Linked DNA regions of Homo sapiens: regions 2, 3, 4 and 5 are each linked to region 1. A link is a loop called in an ENCODE intact Hi-C map of the cell type or tissue named here. Cell type or tissue: PC-9. All regions are shown on one strand. Region 1 overlaps ACSL4 (acyl-CoA synthetase long chain family member 4). Region 2 overlaps TMEM164 (transmembrane protein 164). Region 3 has its middle 3.9 kb from the start of GUCY2F. Region 4 has its middle 120 kb from the start of ACSL4. Region 5 has its middle 110 kb from the start of TMEM164.

Region 1 (5,000 bases):
CCTGTTTTATGATTTTAAATTACAGAAAATTTGTTTAAGATAGTTCAGAGGTCCTGTGTAATGTGCCCCCAGCTTCCCCTAATGTTAACATTTTATATAACACTAGTGTGATACTATTAACTAAACTAAGGAATTTATTTGGATTTCCCTTGTTTTTCTACCAAAATCTTTTTCTTTGGTTTCAGAATTCAAAATTATTATACATGTTTATTTTAGAAAACGTATGTATATAAAAACATAAAACAAAATACGGTGATCTTCCTACCCAGAGACAACTACTGATATTTTTAGTATATATCCCTCATTCCTGGTCTCGAACTCCTGAGCTCAAGGGATCCCCCCTACCTCAGCCTCCCAAAGTGCTAGGATTAGAGGCATGAGCCACTGCACCTCTTGCTTTTTTTATACTTAATATTAGCATTTACTTCTTTTGTGAACCTCTTGCCATGTTTGCTGTTTTTAATACATGTAGTTACATAGTCATAGGTTGCTTAATGACAGGGACATGTTCTGAGAAATGGGTTGTTAGGCAATTTCATCATTGTGAACATTATAGAGTGTACTTACAGAAACCTAGATGGTATAGCCAACTATGCACCAAGACTGTATGGTACAGCCTATTGCTCTTAGGCTACAAACCTGTACAGCATGTGACTGTATTGAATACTGTAGGCAGTTGTAACACAGTGCTCAGTATTTATGTATCTAAATATATCTAAACATAGAAAAGGTACTGTAAAAAAAAACGGTATAAAAGATGATAAAATGGTTCAGCTATATAGGGTGCTTACCATAAATGGAGCTTGCAGGACTGGAAGTTGCTCTGGGTGAGTCAGTGAATGAGTGGTGACTGACTGTGAATGCCTAAGACATTACTGTACACCACTGTCCACTTTATAAATACTGTACACTTATGCTACACTAAATTTATGAAAATATTTTTATTCAGTAATAAATTAACCTTAGCTTACTATAACCTTTTTAGTTTACAAACTTTTAAATTTTTTTGACTTTTTGATTCTTTTATAACATTTAGCTTAAAACAAACACACTGTACAGCTGTACAAAAATATTTTTTCTTTATGTCCTTATTCTAAAAGCTTTTTTATATTTTTAAAATTGATTTTTTTCTCTTTAAACTTCTGTGTTAAAACTAAGACACAGTCTCAAAACAAAAACAAAAACAAAAAACTAAGACACAATCACAAACATTAGCCGAGGCCTACAAAGGGTCAGGATCATCAGTATCGCTGTCTTTCACCTCCACATCTTGTCCCACTGGAAGGTCTTTAAGGTCAGTAACATGCATGCAGTTGTCATCTCCTATAAGAGTGTCTTCTTCTGGAATACCTCCTAAAGGACCTGCCTGAGGTGCTTCTTGAGAAGGTGTCATTCTTTTTAGAAATATTGATATGTCCATGGTGGTTTGCTAGTATTCTTGAATAATGTGCCCTGCTGTGACTTCACTAGTCTACAGGAATTTTTCATCTCCATTATATTCTTATGGGACGACTGTATATGCAGTCCGTCATTGACTGAAATGTTATGTGGTTCATGACTGTAGTTTATTCCCTATTTTTAGATATTTTGTTGTTTCCATCTCTTTGCTCAGTTAATTCTTCATGATTTTAAGTAAAAGGCCAACTGTGTGTGTCTTCTCAATCTTTTCCCCCCTAACAAATGAGAAATATGACACTCTTATCATTACAGTGGCTCAATAAGCCAGTGATTCTAAATGTATGTATATTATGTTGAACGACTTGAAATTGCCTTTTTTTTTTGTCTGTAGCAAATTTTTTACTATTGGCAATTTTATGTGGTTCAACCTAATAGCTTGAAAAAGATTTCTAGGTTATTCTGACCACCCTGCACCCCTGTCCCATCTCTCACTTCCCTGAGAATCTGCATTTAGAATAGTGAGCTGTTTCTGAAGCCTTTGGACTAAGCAACAATGTTGACAAACTTACCTTCCAGGAGTCTCTGATAAGCACAACATCCTGAAGACATATCCTTGTGTTGATGACATATGCAGAGAACTTTAACTATAGTGACTTGCATCTGTGTGTCAGTACGGTAGAGATAGACTTCTGAGTTTTCACCTAAGCTCTGCAAGAGAGCCTGATGGTCCTCTATCCTGGTTCCATATCTGTAGTGACTAGCTAAGGACAGTGGTGCCACCCAGTGGCACGTTATAGACAAGCTGCTGATGTTGCTTTAGCACTCTTCACTGCATCAAATTCTTTCCTTTCCCATCCCTTTCCCTTCCCCTTCCCTTCTTCCCTTCTTCCCTTCATCCCTCCTTCCCTCCCTTCCTTCCTCTCTCCCTTTCTTCCCTTCTCTCTTCTCTCCTCCTTCCCTCCCTCCCTTCTTCCTTTCTTTTTGTTTTCTTTCTTTTCTCAGGGTCTCACTCTGTCGCCCAGGCTGGAGTGCAGTGGCGTAATCTCAGCTCACTGCACCCTCCACCTCCCAGGCTCAAGCGATCCTCCCACCTCAGCCTCTGGAGTAGCTGAGACTACAGTCGTGTGCCACCACGGCCTGCAAATTTTTGTACAGACAAGGTTTCCCCATGTTGCCCAGGCTGGTCTGAAACCCCTGGGCTCACATGATCCGCCCACCTCAACCTCTTTAGTAGCTGGGACTACAGGCACATGCCATGGCAGCTGGCTTTCTTTTTCTTTCTTGCATACTCTTCCACATTCATGGTCTCATTTTCCTTTTATTTTCCCCACCTATGCCACTGGCACTTACGAGCTTCATTTCGGCCAGCTGATAATATTCAGGGACACTAGCCATATAATTTTGCTGTGATACCCTTATTTTAATAAAGCTTTGGAATATAGGATGTGAAATAGTAAGTGTAAACACACTGAACACACTGTCACTTACTCTGCTTATGAAGTCGTGGTTCTTACCCAGAATTGGCATCAAGTTTGTACTTGGTCAGAATATGGCACTTCTTGGCCAGGCATGGTGGCTTACCTCTGTAATCCCAGCACTTTGGGAGGCAGAGGTGGGAGGGTCGCTTGAGCCCAGAAGTTTTGAGACCAGCCTGGGCAAGATGGTGAGACCCTGTCTCTACAAAATTTTTAAAAATGAACCAGGCATGATGGCGAGTGCCTGTAGGCCCAGCTACTCAGGAGGCTGAGGTGGGAAGCTTGCTTGATCCCAGGAATTTGAGGCTGCAGTGAGCTGCGATTGTGCCACTGTGCTACAGCCTGGGCAACAGAGCAGGACCCCATCTCTTAAAAAAATGCCACTTCTCCTGTTCAATGATGAGACTCCTAATATATGAGAGGAGGCCCTCCTATGTATTTCAAATGTGGAGAGGCATATACTTCTACTCAGATTGAAAGATTTATCTTGGAAATCCTTTTTTGGTTTCCTTTCTACATAATATGACTTCTTATTTCATTCCAACTTAATTCCAAAAATATTTATCCAGCACCTACTGTGAACCAGTACTGTGCTAGGCCCCAGGTATTACAGTAGTTATCAAGACAGACATGACCTCTGCCTCTAAGGAGCTTAGAGCCTAGCAGGGGAACAGGAACTTAGACAAATTTAAGTGCTGTCCCGTAGGGTACTTTGAGGTCAAATAGCAGAGGCACTTCACGTAACATAGGAGGTCAAGGAAGGCTTTCTACACATTTCATTTAAATGAAGACCTAAAGGGAAGCAAGAAAAGGCAGAAGAGAATGTTACTGGCAAAGGGAAAAGCATGTGCTAGAAGCAAGCAGAGATGAGAGATTAAGCTTGATGCTTTTGAGAAATTAAAAGAGGTTCAAGTTCGTAATGGCTACAGCTGTGAGATCAACTCTTTTAAGTCTCATGACAGTACCTGTAACTAATAATATTATCCCCTCCATTTTTATGGTTGTGGCAAATGAGGAAAAGATGTTAAATATTTTGCCCTAGGTCATCCATCTCTAGTAAGTGGCACAGCCAGGGATTGAACCCAGGTCATCTGGCTGTAGCATATTGGCTCCTAACTACCATACTGGATTGCCTCTCAGCTGGGGCATAGTCTTCCTTAGTAAATGGAATGGTCTGTGTCTGGTACTACCTACCATAAAAAGAGCTGGAGCTTATAGGATCTGGATTAGTTTAGAAATACAGGTTTGCTTTAGTCTTTTATTCTTGATTGGGAATGAAATGCTTCATTTGATATGCAACTCTGAGGCTATTGACACATATTTTCCAAAAAACCATAGATGGGAAATTATAACTGGTTACATGTTTATTACAAAAATAAAATTGGTGTGAAATATGTATTTCCTGCAAGGCTAGGGTTTTTGTTTGATTGTTAAAGTTAACTTGGCAATATCCTTTTCTCTGATTTTTAAAGTTAGGCTGAGTGCAGTGGCTCATGCCTGTAATCCCAACCCTTTGGGCAACCAAGGCCGGAGGATCACTTGAGCCCAGAAGTTTAATACCAGCCTGGTTAAGATAGTGAGATGCTTACTCTACAAAAATAAAAAAATAAGTTAGCTGGATGCAGTGGTGAGTTTCTAAGTCCTAGTTATAGGAGGCTAAGGCAGGAGGATCCCCTGAGCCCAGAAGTTCAAGGCAGCAGTGAGCTATGATTGTGCCACTGTACTCCAGCCTGGGTGACAAAGCAAGACCCCATCTCTCAACAAAAAAAATTAAAAATTAAAAAATAAAATTAGTTAAAGGGTGAACATAACTTATTAAATAGGACTATACTTTTTTAAAGTCACAAATCAAATACCTATACACGGAGATATTTTCTTACAATGCATCTGATTTATCCTATATCTGTTTAAGATACAAGTGTGTTTTTTGTGAGATGAGAAATTGACTTCAGTTTGAAGTCATCAGTTAAGGTGTTAATCTAGATTCTAGAAATTGGATTATAAATGTTGCACATAAACTAAGATTGTAGTAATTTGATATCATTGAAAAACACTTGGAATAAAGAGTCTTGTGTGTTTGTGTGATTAATGGTGTGCAGCTGGTGCTTTCATTTACTTGCCCGTCGT
Region 2 (5,000 bases), 430 kb before region 1:
ATGCTGCTACTTGGCACGAACCACAAGAAGAGCAGGAGGGCTGACAGGGAAGATAATGAGTTTGACACAGACAGGTTGGGTTTGACATATGCTTGAGACATTTAGGTAGAGAAGTTGAGTAAACTATATGAATGTGACTCTCGTAAGTCTGAGCTGTAGACAGTGATGTAGCAGCCATAACTAGACAGACTAGTAGTTAAACCGTGAAAGCAGGCAAAACCATACCAGACAATTAGAATGAGATGTGAGCCTAGAACAGAACTCAACATCTCAGAGGAGTGAGAAAAAATAACCTGTGAAGGAGACTTGAGAAGACATGATTGGTGAGGTAGGAAAGCCAGGAAAGGGAGGAACTTTGGAAGCCCCGAAGCAGAGCAATCCAAAACGGAGTGATCAATACCATCCAATGCAACAGCATTCCGTAGGATAAAGACTGAGAGATGGTCATTAGATTTGGTCAGACAGACGTTGCTGGTGATCTTTAGAAGCACCATTTCTGTGAAAAGTCTGGTAGAGGGTTAGATATCAGAGTAAATGGTCTGAGGAATAAAGGGTAATTGAGAAGAAAACTCAAGGGCAGACCCCAGTGTCTCCCAAAGTTATGCACCATGTATGAGGTGATTTCAGGTGGCAAACAGATAAACATTTCATTTTTAATAGTTTTGTATATAAACTGTGTTAAAATAGATAACCAGTAAATCAAAGCCACAATCTCATGGATATTATGGGGCTTCTCTTGAAAGCGTATATATTTTAGTTAAAAAAAAAAAACTCAATAGATTTAAGGACATGTATTACATACATAATAACACACATGGTTACGTGGATAAGACAAAAATTGTCTTGCCCAAAGAACTAAATTTTAGAAAATGTTGTTTAGATTATTCTTTTAGGATGCTTAGGTGTGAAGGGAAGAGGGAAGACAGAGTTGTATGGGATTGCGAGAAAGTTTCTTAGAATGGGAAAGATTTGAACATCTGTATTGGCTGAAAAGCCAGCAGTGAAGAGAGGGTTGAAAATTCAGCTAATGGCCAGGTACAGTGGCTCATGCCTGTAATCCCAACACTTTGGGAGGCTGAAGTGGGAAGATCACTTGAGCCCAAGAGTTCAAGACCAGCCTGAGCAACATGGCAAAACCCTGTCTCTACACAATACAAAAAAAAAAAAAAAAAAAAAAAATGAGCCGGGTGTGGTAGTATGTGCCTGTAGTCCCAGCTACTTAGGAGGCTGAGGTGGGAGGACCATGTAAGCCAGGAGGTTGAGGCTGCAATGAGTCGTGATTGCACCACTGTACTCCAGCCTGGGTGATACAGTGAGACCCTGTCTAAAAAAAGAAAAAAAAAGAAAGAAAAAGAATATCCAGGTACATAAGTGATTAATTGATAGAATGAGGCTCCAGAGGTGGTAGCAGGGGTGGGAGCTAATCGCACAGGGATATTATTGGCCAGAACAGAATGAACACCATTTCTTCCAGGATGAGAAGGAGGAAGATAGGGATGGATGTGGGTAAAGAAGCTTGTAGAGGTAGAGAGAAGTGTTGAGGAAATTTCCATCCCAAAACCTCAATTTTCTCAGTCATTTGTGGGGAGAGGGGGGATCTATTGAGGGTGGAGAGAACAGAAGGTTTGAACAGAGTAGACAGGAAATTTGAGGAGGGTGGTAAAGATTTAGCACAGGACTTGTGAGGGCAATGTGTGGAGGAGCTGGCCATAGACAGAAAATAAATTGAGCAATGGTGTTGAGAGCACAATTATAATAGACATCATGAAATTTTCATGGCCCTAATCAGAATGGCTTGAAAGAGCTCCTCCAGTAGGCCAAGACTGGGCACACTGAAAAGGCATGGGACACTGATCCCAGTTGGAAGGGACAAGGGAGGTGAGACACTTTCAGGAGCTAGTGAAAGTTTCAATGATAGGTCATGGAGATACAAGCTGAATAGGAAGAAGAGGAAAGGAGTGGAGATTTGGGTCAAAGAAAGAACATAACAGGAGTTACGTTCTCACATAGAGGAGCTTTACGGGAAAACAAGGTCCTGGTGGCTGAAAAGAAGGGAATGCTGAGGTCACTGCAATTAAGAAGCCCAAACCTTGAGAAGCTGGGGTGGATGGGTGGTCCTTACAAGAAGTCTCTCAGGATGTTGGCTCAAATTATAATGGAAATATTGAGAGCTACAGGCCAGTGACTTCTAGGAATATAGGGGAAGGGACCAAGAGGTCAAGTGATGGTGGTGATGAAAAAAAAAGAGAGAGAATAGTAAAAGAGAAAGCCTTTTTCCCCTAACGTACAGATGAGATAGTGCTCTAGAAGAGACAGAGGGGGCTCTGCAGCATATGGGGCAGGGCAGAAAGAGCAGCCTCCATTAGAGGAAGCTGTAGGCAAGAGACAGGAAGGCTCTGTGCCCCATGCAGAGCTGCCGGTGGGGTTGGGAGTGGTTTGTAAGAAATATAGTTTGTTAATTAGCTTGATTCAATCATTCTGCATTGTATACATATAGCGTAGCATCACCTTGTACCCTACACATATATAAAAGCATAATTTGTCAGTATCTAATAAAAATTAAATTTAAAAATACTGTAACACAGAAAAAAAAGAAATAGAGTTCCAGAGGGCCACAGGCAACAAGTTTGAAGGAAAGGAAACAGGGAAATGAAGGGACAGGCCAGAGGAAGAAAAGAGCAGTGTGGATGAGAGAGGTCCCATGTACTGTGACAGTGCATAAGGTCTGCAACAATAAGGGATGAGTGGGTTTCCCACAAGGCGCCACCTACCCACCCACCCCAAACCATAGGAAGAGGCACTATATGCTCAAGCAGGACCTTGCCTTTCAGGAAAACAGGGTTCCTGGGCATGGGAGATACCTATAGGAGAGCTGTCTTGTACTGGGTAAAAATTGCTAAGCCATTTATTTCTACAAAATTACAAGCGACTTCTAGGGAACAGAAGCCCCAGACTCTCGGCTTTCTTGGTTTACAGAAAACTAATCTTCTGACAGCTTGCTTCAGATCCATTCTCCCTCTGCAAGGCCTAGGTCCAAGGCTTGGGATCAAAGGTGAAGAAATCCAGATGTTTCTCTCAATGCTCATAATTCCCCCCAAGTGAACAGCAGATGGCAGTAAAGAGCTGGAAAGGGAGATGGGAGATGAGCCCTCAAAATAGCTCAAAGTTGGCCAGATAGAAGGTACTGGGGCCCATCAACTTCTGCGGGGTGGTAGATGCTCTCATTGAGGTCCTGGAGTAAAAAGTCAGTTTGGTGAGATCACTCCACTGGTGCTGCAAGCTAAACCCTCACTGCACCAGGGTATCTATTGGTTATTAGCAATAACAGAGCATACTGTCTCTCATTACAGCCCTACTATCTCTCACCTCGCCACTTAGGGAACTGGGCTATCGGGAGGATCTGCTCTAAGGAGATACAATTATCTTAGAGTTAGCCAAGTCTTGAGGATGTGGCTTCCTGGATTATTCTTTTGGAGGGAGGAAAGATGGCTACTTGGTATTTTCCATGTCAGACCAGTCTAACCCAGCTACCTGACAGATTTTTATGGTGACCTTAGAGTACAAATATGTTTAAATAACAGCCATGCAGATTTGGCTAGGACTTCCATCACACACCTCAGAAGCCAGGAACGATGAGTAGCAGGGTTCTGAGGCCCAGGAACACCTATCTGCCTGGTTCTATTCAGAATGTGTGTATTTCTGAGACTTAATATTAAGAGGCTGTTTCCTGTGCCACAGGGGACAGACCTGAGAAATGGCACAAGTCTCCTGGATATTGGAACTTCAGACTTTCCTTAAAGCCTCGTGAGGAAAATAGTGCTTTTACAGCAAATTAAAAGGAAGTGTTTTGGGACATCGTGAGACCCCAAGTGGCCGCACAGGGTAAAAGCAGTCTCAAAGAATATTTAGGCAAGTATGGAGAACTGATAGAAATCAAGGCATAGGAGGCAAATCTCTGGACTATAAGTAGACTCCATCCTGTAATATGTTCCTGGGTTGACCAGTCCTTGGGGCTATCTCACACCAGATCTTAAGATCTGCCGGAATGCCTGATTTAGAGCATCCACGCATAAGCCAAGAAGCAGCAGTGCCCAGCAGAACTCCCAGACTATCTTCCAGTGAGCTCAAGGGCCCATGTGGCCTCATGCCACTTTCAGTATGGTAGAAATGAAACCCTTGCTGCCTGGAGTGAGGTAGGAGCAGAAAAGTCTCAGCAACTGAGATAGAGAGGCTGGGGCTAAAACTAAAAGAGGATGACTTCCAGTCACAGGGCCTTTCAGAAAGTAAAGAACACTGAGAAGGAGTGGCTCTCACAACAAGCCTAGATGGATAGGCACCCCTTTCCTTTTGTCTGTTACACAATAGAGGGAAGGGATAATCTAAGGGTCACTGAGAGGTTACAAATAGATCAGCTTCCTTTCCAGGCTGCCTCTACCAGGTTGGTGGTCTCTCCCTCTTCACCAAATGAAGGTTTTCAGTGGTTTATTTTACATGGGTGACCACCACTCTTTCACCTGCCTCTCCCCTCAATCCCATAATTGCCCTGGTCCCCGGACTTCTTGCCCCTTACAATATCTTCTTTTGTTCTTGAGGGGACCGAGTGCTTTACTCTCTCCTTCTATCCCACACTGCACATTGAGGCAGGGGGAAGGCACAAGTACAAGAAGGTGACAGTGTGGGGGGCTCCATGCAAACACAATGCCACCATCAAGAACCCAAAGCCCAGGCCCTGTGACAGACAGTCAGCAGCACCATAGTCACCCAGTGAAGGGTGGGTCTAAAAAGTCCCCAGACCCCTTGCAGGCCTCGTCCATTCCCATCTCCCCACTTCCTGGTGCCCGGCATAAATTATGTTGAAGAAACTCAGTCAAGCGGCAGCTGAAGATCCTGGGAAGCACCCAAGAGGCTGTGACTCCCAAAAACAGAAGGGAGAGGTTAGGTGTGGGGGTTACATAGGAATGTGGTTTGCTGGCCTTACCTCCTTTCCAAAGCAGGTAGAT
Region 3 (5,000 bases), 230 kb after region 1:
ACAGAAACCACTGTAAGTTTCTTAAGCAGAAGGGAATGCTCTTGCCTCTTTAATTACAAAAATGGAATTATACAGACCATTTCCTTAAATGTATCATGGCATACTTTCAGATCAATAAATGGACAACCTTTCCTTTTTAAAAAAAATTTTAAATTTTTTAGTTTGATTTATAGTATTCCACAGCATGGATGTTCTGTAATGAATGTAACCACCCCCCCATTGGTGGGCATTCAGGTTTTCTCCAGGTTGTTTTCTGCCACTAAAATAACACTGCAATAAATATCTTTGTGAAAACACATGCTAATGCTTTTATTACCGTGCAAGAGACTTTTCCAAGTACAACTGCTAGGTCAAAGTGTATACATATTTTTATATTGTAATATATACAGTTAGATTATGTTCCAAAAAGTTCCTAACAATTTACAGGCAGGAATTTAAAACAGGGTACTGAGTACTTACAAGATTGCTGGAAGGTCTAACGGTCTATTTCACAAGCGTAGTTCCAGAAAAATACAGAACTGAAACTTTAAGGGAATTACTATCTTTGATGTCACCAGTAGAGCTCTGCCAGAATCAAAAACCTGCTCTTTTCTCCTCTGCAGCTGCTGCAGCTGTTTCTGAATACCTACGGATCTAGATGAAGAGCATCCAATAGCTGTGACCCAGTGATTAGAAACCAGATGGGGACGCTGCTGTTGTTGACTTTGGTGGGGGTAGCACATCACTTCCTCTTGAGACCTAGGAAGGTGGAAAATGAGCACTGCAGAAAACCTCATATATACACATAGTTTTTCAGCCCACTTTTAACTGCCAAACTTCATATGAGTGCATCTACTTGGTGACATCTAATCCACATGGCAAATCTTAGGTACAGAAGATTCCGGGGTGTAATGGAAGTGAAGCAAGCCAATCCATAGTATTAGCACAGTTTATAAGCACTATATAGTATTATTAACTACCTGATTCTGCATAAGACTGTGCAAAGACACTAATTTTGGGGAATCCTCTGTCTACCACTGGACCTTAGAAGCAGGGAAAGAGACAAAGAGAAGATTCACAAAGCAGAAAATGCATATGGCTTATAAAATTATGAGAAAATAATTTTTAAATAACTCAATAGTAATAGAAAAATAGACGTTAATACCAAATATCTTTTTCTGGCCTATACAATTGACAAATGTAAATTTGAGACAATCTGCAGCTGGTGACAGGGCAATAAAATGGACACTTTTATTTTATTGACCATTGGTGAGAGCATAAATTGGTCCAAATATTTTGGAAAGTCATTGGACAATACATGTTAAGAACCATTACTGATATTCATACACTCTGACTCAGTAATTTTACTTCTGGGACTCTATCATAAATTAATAATCCTATTATATTGAAAAGAGGTTTATATTTAATGATATGCATTGTAGCATCATTTATAATAGGGAAAATTTGGAAACAACCTAAGTACTAGAGGAATGATTGAGTACATTTTGGAACATATACAAAATTAAATATTCTGTAGCCATAAAATAATGCATAAGTGAAGTGGTAATAATGTTTACCAGATTCTTTTATTTTAATCCATTGAGCACTACAAGGAAAATGCCTAAGACCTATGAACTTCCCAAGGATCTGCCAAAGGGGTTTGAAGCCTGACAAAAGTTATTGGCTTCAAAATATGAAGATAACTGCAAAATTAAAGTCTATAAATGTCTAAGTAAATGTCAAAAAATGTAACTCATCATTTTTATAGATTATTTCATTTTGTGTTCAGAACAATTTTGACACATTGGAAAAATGGTTGGTTAGATTGTATCAGTTGGTAAGAATTCTTTAGTATATATAATCTCTGCTAAGAAGCATAACTGATAATAAATTTCAAAGGCAAAATTTTAAAATCGTCTCAAATTTTTAGCAAAATATATACTTATTTGACATGGGATATGGGGTGTGTACATGTCAAAGTATATGTGATAAAATGTAGAGTGGAGCTTCTAAAAACAAGAGTGCCATGGGATTAGCATGGTCTAAAGAAATGCCATGTTTTGAGCACCCACCGTGTGCGACACTTAATGTACATCATTCTTTTTAATCCCCACAACAGTGCTGGGAAATAGTTCTGTTTATCATAATTTCTTTCATTTGAGGAAACCTAGGGCTTTAGGGAAATTAAGTAATTAACCTCAGGTCACACAGCTAGGGAATATGGTGATGGGGTTTGAAGGCAGGTCAGCTTGACTCCAAATCCTGTGCCCTTAGTGAGAACATAGGTATGTTTCCATGTCAAATTAAAAAAATAAGTTTACAAAATTGTATACCTGGTTTGAGTATAACTTTGGAAAAATACAGGATTCAATAAAAGCAAAAATTTTTTTCTGTTTTTTACTGTTCTGAATTTTCTAACATAGTTTTACAACAATCAGGCAACCCGTATTAATTTCTAAAAAAAATTGATCTTAGAGGAGTTTGATAATAATGTTAAAATATTGACATCTTGCGGCCGCGTGGTGTCATTACAACCTTGGCTTTACTTTCAGTGTGGGAGCTGACTACTAGAGGGCAGCACTGAGGTTTATTCGGGTCACGTTTTCTGGGCTGAATGTGGCAGAAAGCTGGGTCACTTCTCCACTCAAAACTGAAGAAAAGCAAACTCATTTATAATGCCATAAATACACACACATATATGTCAACAAAATAACGTATACTGTAAATATACAGCGTAATACACTTCAATAACTTCTTTGCATCCTGAAGCAGTATAGCAAAGTTATTCAGCGTCAGGCCCAGGAACTATGCTACCTGAATTTGCATCATGGCTCCACCATGTATCAGCTGTGTGACTTTGGCCAGAGCACATAAACTTCCTGTACTTTATTTTTTTTTTCTGTATCTCTAAAGTGAGAATAAGAATTTTCCCTACCTCTTAGGGATGCTGTGAGAAATAAATGAAGTAAGGCTAACAGTGCCAGTTGAAAGGAGATGCTCAAAAATTGGAAATTATCATTTTGCCTGTTGCCCAAAGCTATTCTACTTTTATGAAACAATATATGCCTTGTTGAGTACTATAAGTATTTGTTTAGTACTATAAGCAGACGGAGAATTTTGTTATTACTACTGAATCAGAAAAATAACTTTCTGTCAGGTAGGGTTAGGTGAAAAATCTAAAGGAAGGTCGAGAATCACAGTTCAGAGCCCTCACTGGAATGAAGCAAAATGTGTAAGTTTGCCTAACATCCTTTCTTGTAGTTTTCCTCTCTCATTCTAATTTATCTTTGTCCATCACCTCCCTTGTTCCCCAGGTTCTCACTTCCCCCAGGACAAGGAGCTACTTGTCCAAGCCTTATTCTGGATGATTAACTAGAAGCACACCATTCTGAATCATTTTTATACCTCATGCCCCAGCCCTGCATCTTAGTCTCCAAAGGAATGCAAGGATCCTAGGCTAATATTATGTAAGGCCATTTCCCATGATGTATGTAATTAGGAGTTCCCTGTAGTGTTTAGTAGTAATATATGTATATATAAAATGTAAAAGCGCTACTTTTTTTCTTTGCAACTAATGTTAAGAGGAAAGCTCAATCGATGTGACTGGCTTCACAGTTTTGTGGAGGGAGAGGGTGCTATTTTGGATTCTTTCATTCCATGGCACCTTAGGGAGTAAAGATCATACAGAGAAGATGAAATTTTGTAAATTGTTAGGCTTTGATATTGGAAACATAGACAGGAACTGATACGAGTTCCAACAACATGTAGTAGAATCCGTGAACATTCTGGTGTTGTAAGTCCATGAGAACACTAAGGTCAATACTTAATCATACAGTGTGCTGATGTTTCTGACATAGCAGTTCTAAAAGGTGTATAGGAATAATTCTTAAGTTTGTACTCGTGAATGGATTTGAAGTATCTGTATAATTTTAGATTCATGAGGACCCCAAATGGTTTTAGATTTCTGTTCTAAAATCATCTTTAATTATACTATAACTAAAACTTAGAGATCTAATGGGAATTCTTGAGTGTATGGATAAATCCAATGACCCCCATACTGTGATTAAGAGGCAGTGGTTAAGAGTCCTGACTCTAAAGCTAGAGTACTTATTTTCACAGATGGCTCCACCAGAAACTAGCTGTATGCGCTTGGGCAAATTACTTAATCTCTTTGTGCCTCAGTTTTTCATCTATAAAATGTGGATGATAATAATACCTACCCCATAGGACAGTTGTGATGATCCATTGAGCTAGTATATGTAAAGTCCGTAGAGCAACAAGTGTTTGTGGAACTCTTAATCAAAAGAAGCAAATTCACTTTAGAAATTTTATTTATGTGCTAATTCCCAGCTACTTCTACCTATAAATTTAGAATCTTATGTCTATTCAGGATTTTGGAACATTCCTTGAATGATGGTCCCTTGAACATCCTAGTCCTCATCAGAACCTTCTCATAAAATCCATACTGGGGTTGCTCATGGCACCATGCAGCACTACATAGAGAATGCTAACTGGGGCCCTCACTTGCACCAGTATTTCCATCAGGTCACCTGAAATTCTACAATTAGGGATTGTTTCCTTTGGGTAGTCACGGTGTGTTTCTGGAGACTCTATTAGAGTGCAAGCAGTCTTTGGAGGGATAGCACAAGGGTGCATTAGTGGAATATATCAAGGATAAACGTGAGCTTTCTTGGAGCCAAATAGTCTTGCGTTTAAATTTTCTGGCTCTATTACTTACTAGAATTAGAGTGTCTGAGTTCAAATTCTGTCTCTACTGACCAGTGGCTGTGTGATTTTTGGTAAGTTACTGTAACCTCTCTGGATGTCTGGGAATTCAAATAGTATCTATCTCGTGGGGTCACTGTGAAGATCTAAGGAGACAGGGCTTCCAAAAATGCCTGTCACATCATTGGCACTCAGTAAGTATGATTATTGCCTAATTTATCTCAGTCTTGGCATCCTCATTTACAAAATGGAAAGAATGGGTAATATCCACCTTCATGGTTGTTGTGAACATAAAG
Region 4 (5,000 bases), 140 kb before region 1:
TGCTATTTTCTTTGGCCAAGATTCAGTATTTCATCAACATTAAAGGTTAGAGAAACTCTTCCAGGTTGGACTTGGAACCTAGTCAACATTTACACTATTGATCCTTGGGGAAATGGAATCTGAGTTCAAAAAACTGACTTACAAACACATTTTTAGAACTGACTCTATTTGTAAGCTTGGAACTACTTATGTCCTGTATGAGAATTCTCAATTTAAAAAAGAATAGGAAGACAGTAAAACACATTTAACACTAAAATTCTACTAAGCGTGGCTGATTCTTTCTTCAAGGGCTCCAAAAGCCCTTGAGGGTCTTGCTCTGTAATGAGCAGAAATTAAAGTGGTGCAGAAGTCATAGGAAACTGGGCTAATCTCAGCACTTTCCTCGAAGTGGGTAACCCCTCTGCCTGAAATGGGCCGAACTTGGTCCCAGAATTTCACAACCATTTCAGTAATTGCACTTTTCCCTAACCAAGAGAGAGACAATCAAGTTCATGTCAACGCTCACTTGAGTTCATTGAGAGCACTTTTCTGGCTTCGGGAGAAGATACAAAAAATTCAGTCAAGACATAGTTTCTGCTCAATATGACAACTTTTATAAGTAGGGTTAGATTTTACAAGCAAGGTTTATACCTTTGTGTCTTCTAGCTTTTATTCAGTTGTATTTTGGGAGACCTAGGATCTATTTCTTTGTTGATTTTTCTTTTTTTTATTGTTTGTTATCATTATGATCCATAGTAGGCAAAGTAAAGTCACATTTTGGTAGTTTGGGGAGGCTCATATCCCAAATGGCAAAACCAGCTTCCCAGCTCATTAGCTGAAGATTTTCTCAGATGATTCCCACTGCTAGAACGTTTTCTCTGTGCTCCATTAATTCTCCAGCGCATTCTGTGTTCTGCACTGGATGGGTACAGGACACTATTTGCTGGGTACAATACGTTATTTTATTCAATTACCAAATATGCAGAGATAGAACAAGGTTACAATAATTGAGGTCTTAGGCAATGTGGGAGGTGTAGCGAATATGGTGCAGGCTGCATTGTCCAACAGACAAAGAGAAAGCAAAATTGGGCATGTTGGGGAGCATATTTCAGAGCAGAGCCAAGAAAAGCAACTCCCTTCCTAGAAGCTCTGAAACCGTGGCAACTTTGGTTATTTAGTCATATTTTCTGGAATACACTATTTAATGATGATGTAAATTCAATGGTTCTGTGGAGGTGGTGTCTCAGGAAACTTGAAATCTGATTCCTAACCCTGTAAGATAAAGCAGAATTGATTTGAGAGAGGTGTAGGGAAAAGGAATGGCAATAGATAGGGTAAAGAACACAAAGAAGGAAAAAATAGAGAAAATCATGAAGCAACATGAGGCATGACAACAAAGAATTTAGTCATTCTTTTTGATTAAATAAACATTTAATAGAACTTTTACGTCAGAAATTTCTCAAGCCACTGGAATCGGAAATGGCCTTTCCTTTTTCCCCAGGCCGGATGTTGCATGGTGATCCAAATTAGAAGGTTTTATGATTGTCTTTTAATTGAAAATGTAGTTGTCTTGATCTCTTTTAAATCTTTCTCAAGCAACCAATGACAAAGAGACAATCTAAGTAATGTAGATTTAAAGTAAAATATGAAAATAATTTGCTGAATAATTAACAGAACTTCAAATGACTTTTCCCAGAAGTTCCTCAGTGCAGGCTATGAAAGATTATTTTCTTCATCAAAGTTATCCATGTAAACTACCAGTGCCAATCCGTAGTTGGAGTTTTTCAGCTCTTGTGTGGTTCCTATAGATCTGGCCTGGTAATCTCCAAGGTTGTAACTACTGGTGCGTTGTTAGTTCTTCATTAGGTCATCTTGTATTTTCATCCCAGTCTAAGTAGAGAATCCAAGTCTAAAACAAGAACTATTTTCTTTCAAAAGTTTGACCTGAATTTGACCCAGGAAATGTGTGTGCACGTGTGCGTGCTTTCAGCAGCCAGAGTTGTAAGGGTAAACACAGATAAAATATGTAACATCTTGATTTGAGTCAAAAAAACAAACATCACAGCTGCAGTTTAAAGAATTATCTCTCAGTTCCAGTTTAGAGCTTAAATATTGGGCCGTATTTTCAAAATGCACCCAGAAACTGGGAGAAAATTCATGTATTTTACCACTAGTGGGCGCCAGAGACACGATGAGAAACCACAGTTGAATTTTTAAAAATAGCTTTCCTTTTACCATGAAGAAATGAAAAGTATTAATTTTGATAATTTGGGCTACCTCCAACTTTTATACTTTTCCAGTTTGGATGATATATCTAAGGCTCAATTGGGTAACTTTTTTTGTAATTTAAACATTTATTTTAGATTTCGAGAGTACACGTTTGTTGTGGGTTTATTGTATGATGATGAGGTTTGGGGTTTGAATGATCTTGTCACCCAGGTAGTGAGCATAGTACCCAACAGGCAGTTTTTTAGCTCCTGCCCCCATCCTCTCTCTCTGCCTTCTCTAGCAGATCCCAGTGTCTAATGTTGCCATCTTTATATCCATGTGTACCCAATGTTTAGCTCCCACTTGTAAGTGAAACATGACAGTATTTGGTTTTCTGTTCCTGCCTTAATTTGCTAAGGATAATGGCCTCCAGCTGCATCCATATTGCTGCAAAGGACATGGTTTCATTCTTTTTTATGGTTGTATAATATTCCATGGTGTATACATACCACATTTTCTTTATCCAATGATTGGGTACCTTTTGATTGCCATACCTCAAATAGAAAGGATTGGTTTCATTTCCTAGAGAGATAAGAGGAATAAGGAAAACTGCTTTCAATTTTCTGGTGCTTACTATGGACCAAGCACTGTGAGAAGTGATTATCATGCCATATCTCATTTAATCTTTACAAGAATTTTAGAGAGTGGATGCTATGACTGTCTCCATTTACCAGATGTGAAAATTGAGGCATAGAAGTTAAGTAACTTGCTTACGGTGACAGGAAGTGGTAGAATTGAGACTCAAACCCAGGACAATTTGACACCACAGTCCAGAGTTGTATTGGAAACGACACCACCTATATGCCCTCTTTATTCTACAAATTTTCGACTCTTTTGGAGAATAGGAAATGTTATCCAAATTGTGTGTGACTAGGCCTTTAATCAAAATCAAACTGTCTCAATGCATAGTTCTAGTTTGCAATTAAATAGAAGGAAAGAAAAAACTCAAACAAATAAACAAAGCAGAATTTAAGATTTTTGGATGTGGGAAGTCTTGGGAAAAAAAAACTCCCCAGGTACACTTCTAGATGTGGAGAAGATCATAGGAGATCCTTAAGCTGTTTTTTCAGATTTCATTTCCCTAACCTGAGAGTTCAAAGTTTTGGTTGCTTAGCTATCAGGGAAAGTCAGTGTCTTCAGCCTTGCAAATAGAAGTATCAGCACCTTTGCAAAGTTGGAGAAAACTCTATCCAGTCTGAGACATCAAGGTTTCATGTGCTTTACAAAACAAAACCAGGTCATTTATTTGTGTTGTAGCCCATTTCACTTCTGGGCTAAATGTCAGAAGGACAAAGGCACAATTGTCTTTCTTGACTTACAAGAATAAAGGAAGTGATAGTAAAGCTCTCAATTTTTGTGTGTGAATAGAAGATAGGAAGTAGCCCTAATGATCTAAAATGGCTGAAAGCCAAAGACTTACATGATTTCCAACACTATAGAGCCGGTTGACCTTCCTGATTAAATAAACATAGTTTTCTATAGCTAATATTATAACTACTTTCCACTTTATGTTTTTTTAGTACATACTATATAACAGGGAGTTTAAATAGTGACGTTTGGCTGGGCAAGGTGGCTCATGCCTGTAATTCCAGCACTTTGGGAAGCCAAGGCAGGAGGTTTGCTCGAGCCCAAGAGTTCAAGACCAGCCTGGGCAACATGGTGAGACCCCATTTCTACAAAAAATTGGAAAAAAAAAAAAGCTAGGCATGATGTTGTACACCTGTATTCTCAGGTACTCGGAAGACTGAAGTGGGAGGATCACTTGAGCCCAGGAGATTGAGGCTGCAGTGAGTGGTGTTCATGCCACTGACTCCACCCTGGGCAACAGAGTAAGACTCTGTCTAAATAAATAAATGACACTTATATGCTTCAAGTAGTGTGCTAAGAATTTTATTTGAATTATATAAACTCCACAAGACACTATTCAACAGTTACTACTCTTACTAAAGTAATAAATGCATATAGTTGAACAGATAGTACCCCAAAGTCCTATGTTGAAAAAAAAAAAACAACAGCTACCTCCATCCTCCCAATCCCTGTTTCCCACTTCTAAGAGACAACCATTCTTATCTCTCTTGGTTGGTTTATGGTTTTGCTTTGGTATGCAACTCTAAATTCTGGAATTATAGCTTATATTGCTATTTTATGATATATAAATTTTAAGTGGTTTTTAAAAATTCACTTCTTGTATGGGATATGATGATTTAGCTTCCTTCTAATCCTTTCCCTTCCTTACATACACACAGTTCTGTAGTTTTTCTTAGAATTAATGATGATTTTCTTTTTCACTAGCTTAGTTTTGTGTGCCTATTAGTACTAACCCAACCCCATACTTTCCAAAAGGACTCTAAAATGCTTCTCAATATGGCCAACATATCAGGTAATTTGTTGGTTCTATCTTTTTTCCTGGATACATCTTTCCAGACCCTTCCATTTACCTATCCCTAACCTACAGCACAGCTTTCTTCCTGGGCTTTCCTTTCACCTTCATCCTGGGAATTTTCTTTATCATTCTCTTGTGTTCAACCTTCTACTTCCTGGACCCCATATATTCCTTTGACCACTCCCTTGTCTTGGTAGAGCACATGTTCTTGTGGCTTCCTGAGAAATGGTTAGTGAGAGGTACATTTTTGGAGACCTTATCCCCAGCATTCTGAAATTTCACAACAATGTCTCTATGTGTCATATAGTCATTGTGCTAAATACATAGTTGGCCCTTTAGTCTGTAAACTCATTTCCTTCTGTTTGGAGGG
Region 5 (5,000 bases), 180 kb before region 1:
AAATATATTCACCTACTATATACCCACAAGCACTAAAAATAAAAAGTTTTTAAAACTAAGTCAGGATTGATCACAGACATAAACATAAAATGAAAAACTATAAAACTTTTAGAAAAAAATAGGAGGAAATCTCTGGGATCTAGAGTTCAGCAGAGTTTTTAGAGTCAGCCCTAAAAGCAGGGTTTATAGAAGGAAAAATAGTTCATCGAAAATTTTAAAACTTTTGCTCTGTGAAAGTACATATGAAGAGAATGAAAAGGCAAGCTACAGACTGGGAAAAAACATGTACGAATCACGTATCTGAGAAAGTACTCATGTCTACAACACACAAAGGACTCTCAAAACTCAATATTTGATAAATCCAGTTAGAAAATGGGCAAGATATATACAGACATTTTGCGAAGAGAATATACACATGAAGAATAAACATGTGAAAAGCTATTCAACATTGTTAACCATTAGAGAAATGCAAATTACAGCTACAATGAGATAGTACTACATACATATCAGAATGTCCAAAATAAAAAATAGTGGCAACACCACTATTAGTGAAGGTGTAGAGAAACTGAGTCACTCATACATTGCTTGTGGGAATGTAAAATGGTATGGCTACTCTGGAAAACAGTCTAGCAGTTGCTTTAAAAATTAAACACGTAGCTGGGCGTGGTGGCTCACACCTGTAATCCCAGCACTTTGGGAGGCCGAGGTGTCGGGGTCACTTGAGCCCAGGAGTTTGAGACCAGCCTAGGCAACGTAGGAGGATCCCCATCTCTACAAAAAAAAAAAAAAAATTAGCCAGAAGCACACCTGTGGTCCAGCTACTTGGGTGGGCTGAGGTTGGAGGATCGCTTGAGGCCAGGAGATGAAGGCTGCAGGGAGCCATGCTCATGCCACTGCACTCAGCCTGGATGACAGAGTGAGCAAAGTGAGACCCTGTTTCGAAAAAAACAAAAAAAAGTTAAACACGTGCTTACAATGTGACTTAGCAACTGCAATCTTGGGGATTTATCCCAGGGAAATGAAAACTTATATTTATGTAAGACCTGTAAATAAATATCACAAATGCCCTTCAATGGGTGAATGATTAAACTGAAGCTCATCCATACTGTGGAATACAACTCAGCAATAAAAAAAACTACATGCAACAGCCTGGATGAATCTTTAGAAAATTATGCTGAGTGAAAATAAGCCAGTCCCAGAAGTTACATATTGTACAATTCTATCTATATCATGTCTGTGAAGTGACAAAATTATAGAAATGAAGAACAGATTAATGGTTGCCTAGGTTTAAGGAGGTGGGGGGAGATGAATATGATTATAAAAGGGCAATAGGAGGGATCCTCAAGGTGATGGCACTGTTCAGTACTTTGACTATGTACTATAAGACCTACTGTTTTAGGATGCATACCCCATTTTCCATGATATGCTTATTTAACATGTGGTGGTATCCATCACATGAACTTACATGGATGATCAAATTATATAGAACTAAATACACATACACACATATGAGGATAAATATTAATAAAACCAGGGAAATCTGAATAATATAGGTGGATTGTATCAACATCACTATTCTTACTATGATATTACAGTTTTCCAAAATGTTACCATTGGGGAAAACTGGGCAAAATGTATGAGAGATCTTGCTCTTGTTTTTTTTAGCTGCATGTGAATCTGCAATTATCTCAATAAAAATGTCAATTAAAACAAATGGCCAGTGTTGCTGAGCTTAGTGGATGAGCAGGAGAGTGGTGAGCGACAGGTAGATGAGCTAAGCAGAAGACAGATTATCCACAGCCTAGTAACCCACGGAAAGACTTTGGATTTTATCCTAAACCCATTGGGAAGCCATTGGCGGGGAGTCACATGAATTTACATATATTTTAATAAATAATTCTGGTTGCTGTGTGGAGGGGCCAGAGTGGCAGCAGGGAGACCATTGTAGCAGGCCAATGTTTTTCCCTGTATTGCTACCATTGTAGCAAGAAATTTCTGCTAGCTTGGATCAGAAATGAGTGAAGATGGAGAGATGTGGATGGATTCAGGATATATTTTGGGGGTGGAGCTAACAGAAGTTCATAGCTGGATGGATGACTATGAAGTTCCCAGTCCGGGAATTTTCTGGAATGGGGCCACTTCTACACAAACACCCTGAGCTATTCTTATAGGACAAGTGAATTTTCAGAAATGGAATATACATTTGAGTACATGCCGACGGCCTGGCCTATCACATGGGATTGGTATCAGCCTTTCTGGTAGCTTTAGACATTAGAAATCTCAAGCTATGTGGAAATTTTTAAAATAGAATTACCAAAAAAAAAAATGGCTCCTCTTGGCAGACAGATTAGAAAAAAGAGGTCAACCTCCAGATGGATGCAGTCCTGTGCAGGGCACAAGGCTTGGTGAGAAGAGCATGAGCTTAATTTCATTCCCACATCCCTTTAGCCAGGCGCCATTGTGTGGAGCACAAAAAAAGCCCTGCAGCCCTGCTGCCCATACCTAGAAGCTTGAGTCCTGCCTGCTGTTATTGCTGCCTGTGGACACTAGGGGGCAGGGCAACTATGTAAATTAGGCCTTCCCTTGCGTTCTTGGGAGGGTCTGATGTGGTGGCCCACGGACGTGGGCTGGACTTCACCTTCAGGTAAAATCCGTTAGCTCCCAGAAGTTCCCAGGCTTAGCTGGTCTGGGAAATTAATTGCTCATTAATCTCTTTGAGACAGAAGAATTGGGCTGCCAACTCATTTGACTGGTAAAACTAACCCAGTTTCCTACAAGTTTGTTTATATCTTGCCAAGTGGAGCTATGGAATGTTTCTTAAAGCAGTTTAGAAATCTGAAAAAATCCAGTATAGTCCACATCACTCCAGTATAATTCCAACATATTCTGGCTTGCAAAAGGGATCCCACCGTATTGCCAGTCAGCCAGCTAGGGAAGAGTGTGATTTATGCAGTGTTTCCTTAGAACCCAATGTTTCCAGTTATAATTGTATCTGAGCAATCTGAGTCTAGTGGCCTCCCTTGTTAATCTCTTAGGTGGCAGCACCAATGGGGTTGAGAAGACAGGTCCGGATGATTGTGAGAATAGTTCCACAGCCTCCTTGCCTGTCACTGAGTGCACAGGGCACAGAGTACAAGCATTGCTTCCTAGTGGCTACTAGGTGGCCTCTAGCATCCCCAGCCTCGGGGACCATGTCAGCTCTGTCCAAGAGGATGGGCAGATTGTGTGAAGGTGTCAGGAGACTAGCAGAATGACATTTGGGAAAGATTTCTGAGTGCCAGATGGAAGGACATGGCTACAATAGGGCATGGCAGCAGAAGGAGACAGAGGGGAGCGTAGAGAGCCAGTGTGCTGTGTCAACCGGGGCTCAGAGAACCAAGGTGAATGGAATTAAGACAACTGAAGTGAAGCAGAAGGAGGCAAATCCAGAACAGAGGGACCCAATGCCCCCGTGGGGTTGTGTCATGTTGGTATTTCTCTGGAAAGACTGTGTCTAGTTAGTGCATGGGGCCAGGATGAGGAAAATAACAGTAAAGCATTCTGTACTTTTCTAGGCTGTCTCAGTCCTATGTAAAGGTGGTGGGGGATTTGCCCTGAAAGGTGTTCTGCAAGCCCCCCTCTCAGGATAACTATATTTGCGTGGTCAGCCTGGTACCCTGAATTATTATTGTTATTTTTAATTACAAACATGTGCTTTGAATCATTAACACAAGAGAGGTCTTGTGGAAGCCAAGACTGGCTGTGCAGCCGCGGATGAAGCCTGCTTTGCAGCAGAGGGCAGCATCCACTGGTTATAGTTCATTCCTGACCTGAACAAGCCTAGTGAAAACTTTAGGGAGATTGAACAGGGGAGGAGGATGTGGTCTGGAAAATGGGAAGGGGGTGGATTTCCTCATGTTTCATCTTCTCTTGCAATGTCATGGTGTATCTGGGGACTCGGTTGTTACTGAGCACTTCTCTCCATTGAGTACAGTAAAAAGTCATAGAGGAACCAAAGAAGCTGACAAGGACTTTGAGGGATTTTTGTTGTTGTTGTTTAATCCCCAAGGAACCTTGGATAAAAGAATGATTACTTTTGCAGGAAAAGTAGCTACTAGGATTGTTTGTGGTGTGGATTTCTTTTTTGTGACATGTAAAAACACTGGTTTTAATCTAGTTTTAACACCCTGAAAATGGTTTATCTCAATATGTGCTCATCTTCCTTCCCCTTTCCAAGGGGGCCCTCCTCAAGTTCCCCTATCAGTAGCTGTCTCACTTCCTCTTAAAAGTCCCCACCCAGTAGCTGCCACATTTCACTTTGGGAAGAGGAGTAACTAAGAATGGGTAAGCTGGCTCAGAGCTTCCTTGCCCTCCTTGTCAGGGGCTCAAATTGATCTGGATCCCCTCTCCCCAAGGTTATCCAGTAACATTACAGGGACCTGAGTGTCTGCAACTGAAGTGAACTCTTGGAGAAAGGCTTGTGTATGACTTGTACCCCTTTTGGCCCAAGAAAACTCAGACAAGTCTTAGCCACTTACTCATTGTAAGAAGCAGATACGGTGTTTGAACAGAGGTCTTTTGATTGCAAATTTAGCCCTCGCTTTATGACATTGGGAGGGTCTTCTGAATAATAGAAACTTGATTAATGCCCATTGAGAGGTCATGTATATGACACAGTGGTTAAAATCCCAGTGTCTGACAACTGATGTGTGTATGTGTGTGTGTGTGTGTGTGTGTGTGTGTGTGTGTGTGTTAAAGTATACATAACATAAAATGTACCATTCTAATCATTTCTGAGTATATAATTCAGTGGCATTAAGTCTATTCACAGTGCTGTACAATCACTACTATCTATTTCCAGAACATTGTCATCATCTCAAACAGAAACTCTGCACTGACAACTAGTTTTCAATTCAGGTTCTGCCACTTAGTAGCTGTGTAAACTTGTACAGAGTCCTTAATTTCTCAGGGCCTCAACTTCCTCATTTATAAGAAGAAGATAGTAATAGTACCTGCTTCAT

What was found. A loop is a pair of places that touch in the nucleus more often than their neighbours do. Peaks named below come from ENCODE experiments on the same cell type or tissue, not always from the same donor. Only the 100,000 strongest peaks of a DNase experiment are listed, where the experiment ranks them.
Region 2: it touches region 1 in a loop (16-fold over the local background); 11 of 110 quality-filtered maps call a loop at or near these places.
Region 3: it touches region 1 in a loop (8-fold over the local background); 8 of 110 quality-filtered maps call a loop at or near these places.
Region 4: it touches region 1 in a loop (9-fold over the local background); 80 of 110 quality-filtered maps call a loop at or near these places.
Region 5: a loop joins it to region 1, with 11 times the contacts of the local background. A loop is called at or near these places in 64 of 110 quality-filtered maps.

What each region holds. Positions count from the first base shown.
Region 1 is chrX:109,710,359-109,715,358 of GRCh38, reverse strand. The region is part of intron 1 of ACSL4 (acyl-CoA synthetase long chain family member 4); the gene reads left to right. Among named protein-coding and RNA genes, the nearest start is that of ACSL4, 20 kb to the left of the region's middle. In PC-9, CTCF peaks have their summits at 1,992 and 2,191 (motif pointing left); DNase peaks (open chromatin) are centred at 838 and 2,158; H3K27ac peaks cover 2,876 bases.
Region 2 is chrX:110,144,855-110,149,854 of GRCh38, reverse strand. TMEM164 (transmembrane protein 164) reads right to left here. Exons shown (of 7, transcript NM_032227.4): 5 at 4,979-5,000. Among named protein-coding and RNA genes, the nearest start is that of MIR3978, 65 kb to the right of the region's middle. In PC-9, CTCF peaks have their summits at 3,098 (motif pointing right), 3,582 and 3,842; no DNase peak of the experiment used is centred here.
Region 3 is chrX:109,483,455-109,488,454 of GRCh38, reverse strand. No RefSeq gene overlaps it. Among named protein-coding and RNA genes, the nearest start is that of GUCY2F, 3.9 kb to the right of the region's middle. In PC-9, CTCF peaks have their summits at 2,308 and 2,508; a DNase peak (open chromatin) is centred at 2,494.
Region 4 is chrX:109,854,246-109,859,245 of GRCh38, reverse strand. No RefSeq gene overlaps it. Among named protein-coding and RNA genes, the nearest start is that of ACSL4, 120 kb to the right of the region's middle. In PC-9, CTCF peaks have their summits at 1,954 and 2,153 (motif pointing right); no DNase peak of the experiment used is centred here.
Region 5 is chrX:109,888,641-109,893,640 of GRCh38, reverse strand. No RefSeq gene overlaps it. Among named protein-coding and RNA genes, the nearest start is that of TMEM164, 110 kb to the left of the region's middle. RefSeq lists a silencer at 2,554-2,623 and an enhancer at 2,407-2,701. In PC-9, CTCF peaks have their summits at 2,366, 2,566 (motif pointing right) and 3,778 (motif pointing right); no DNase peak of the experiment used is centred here.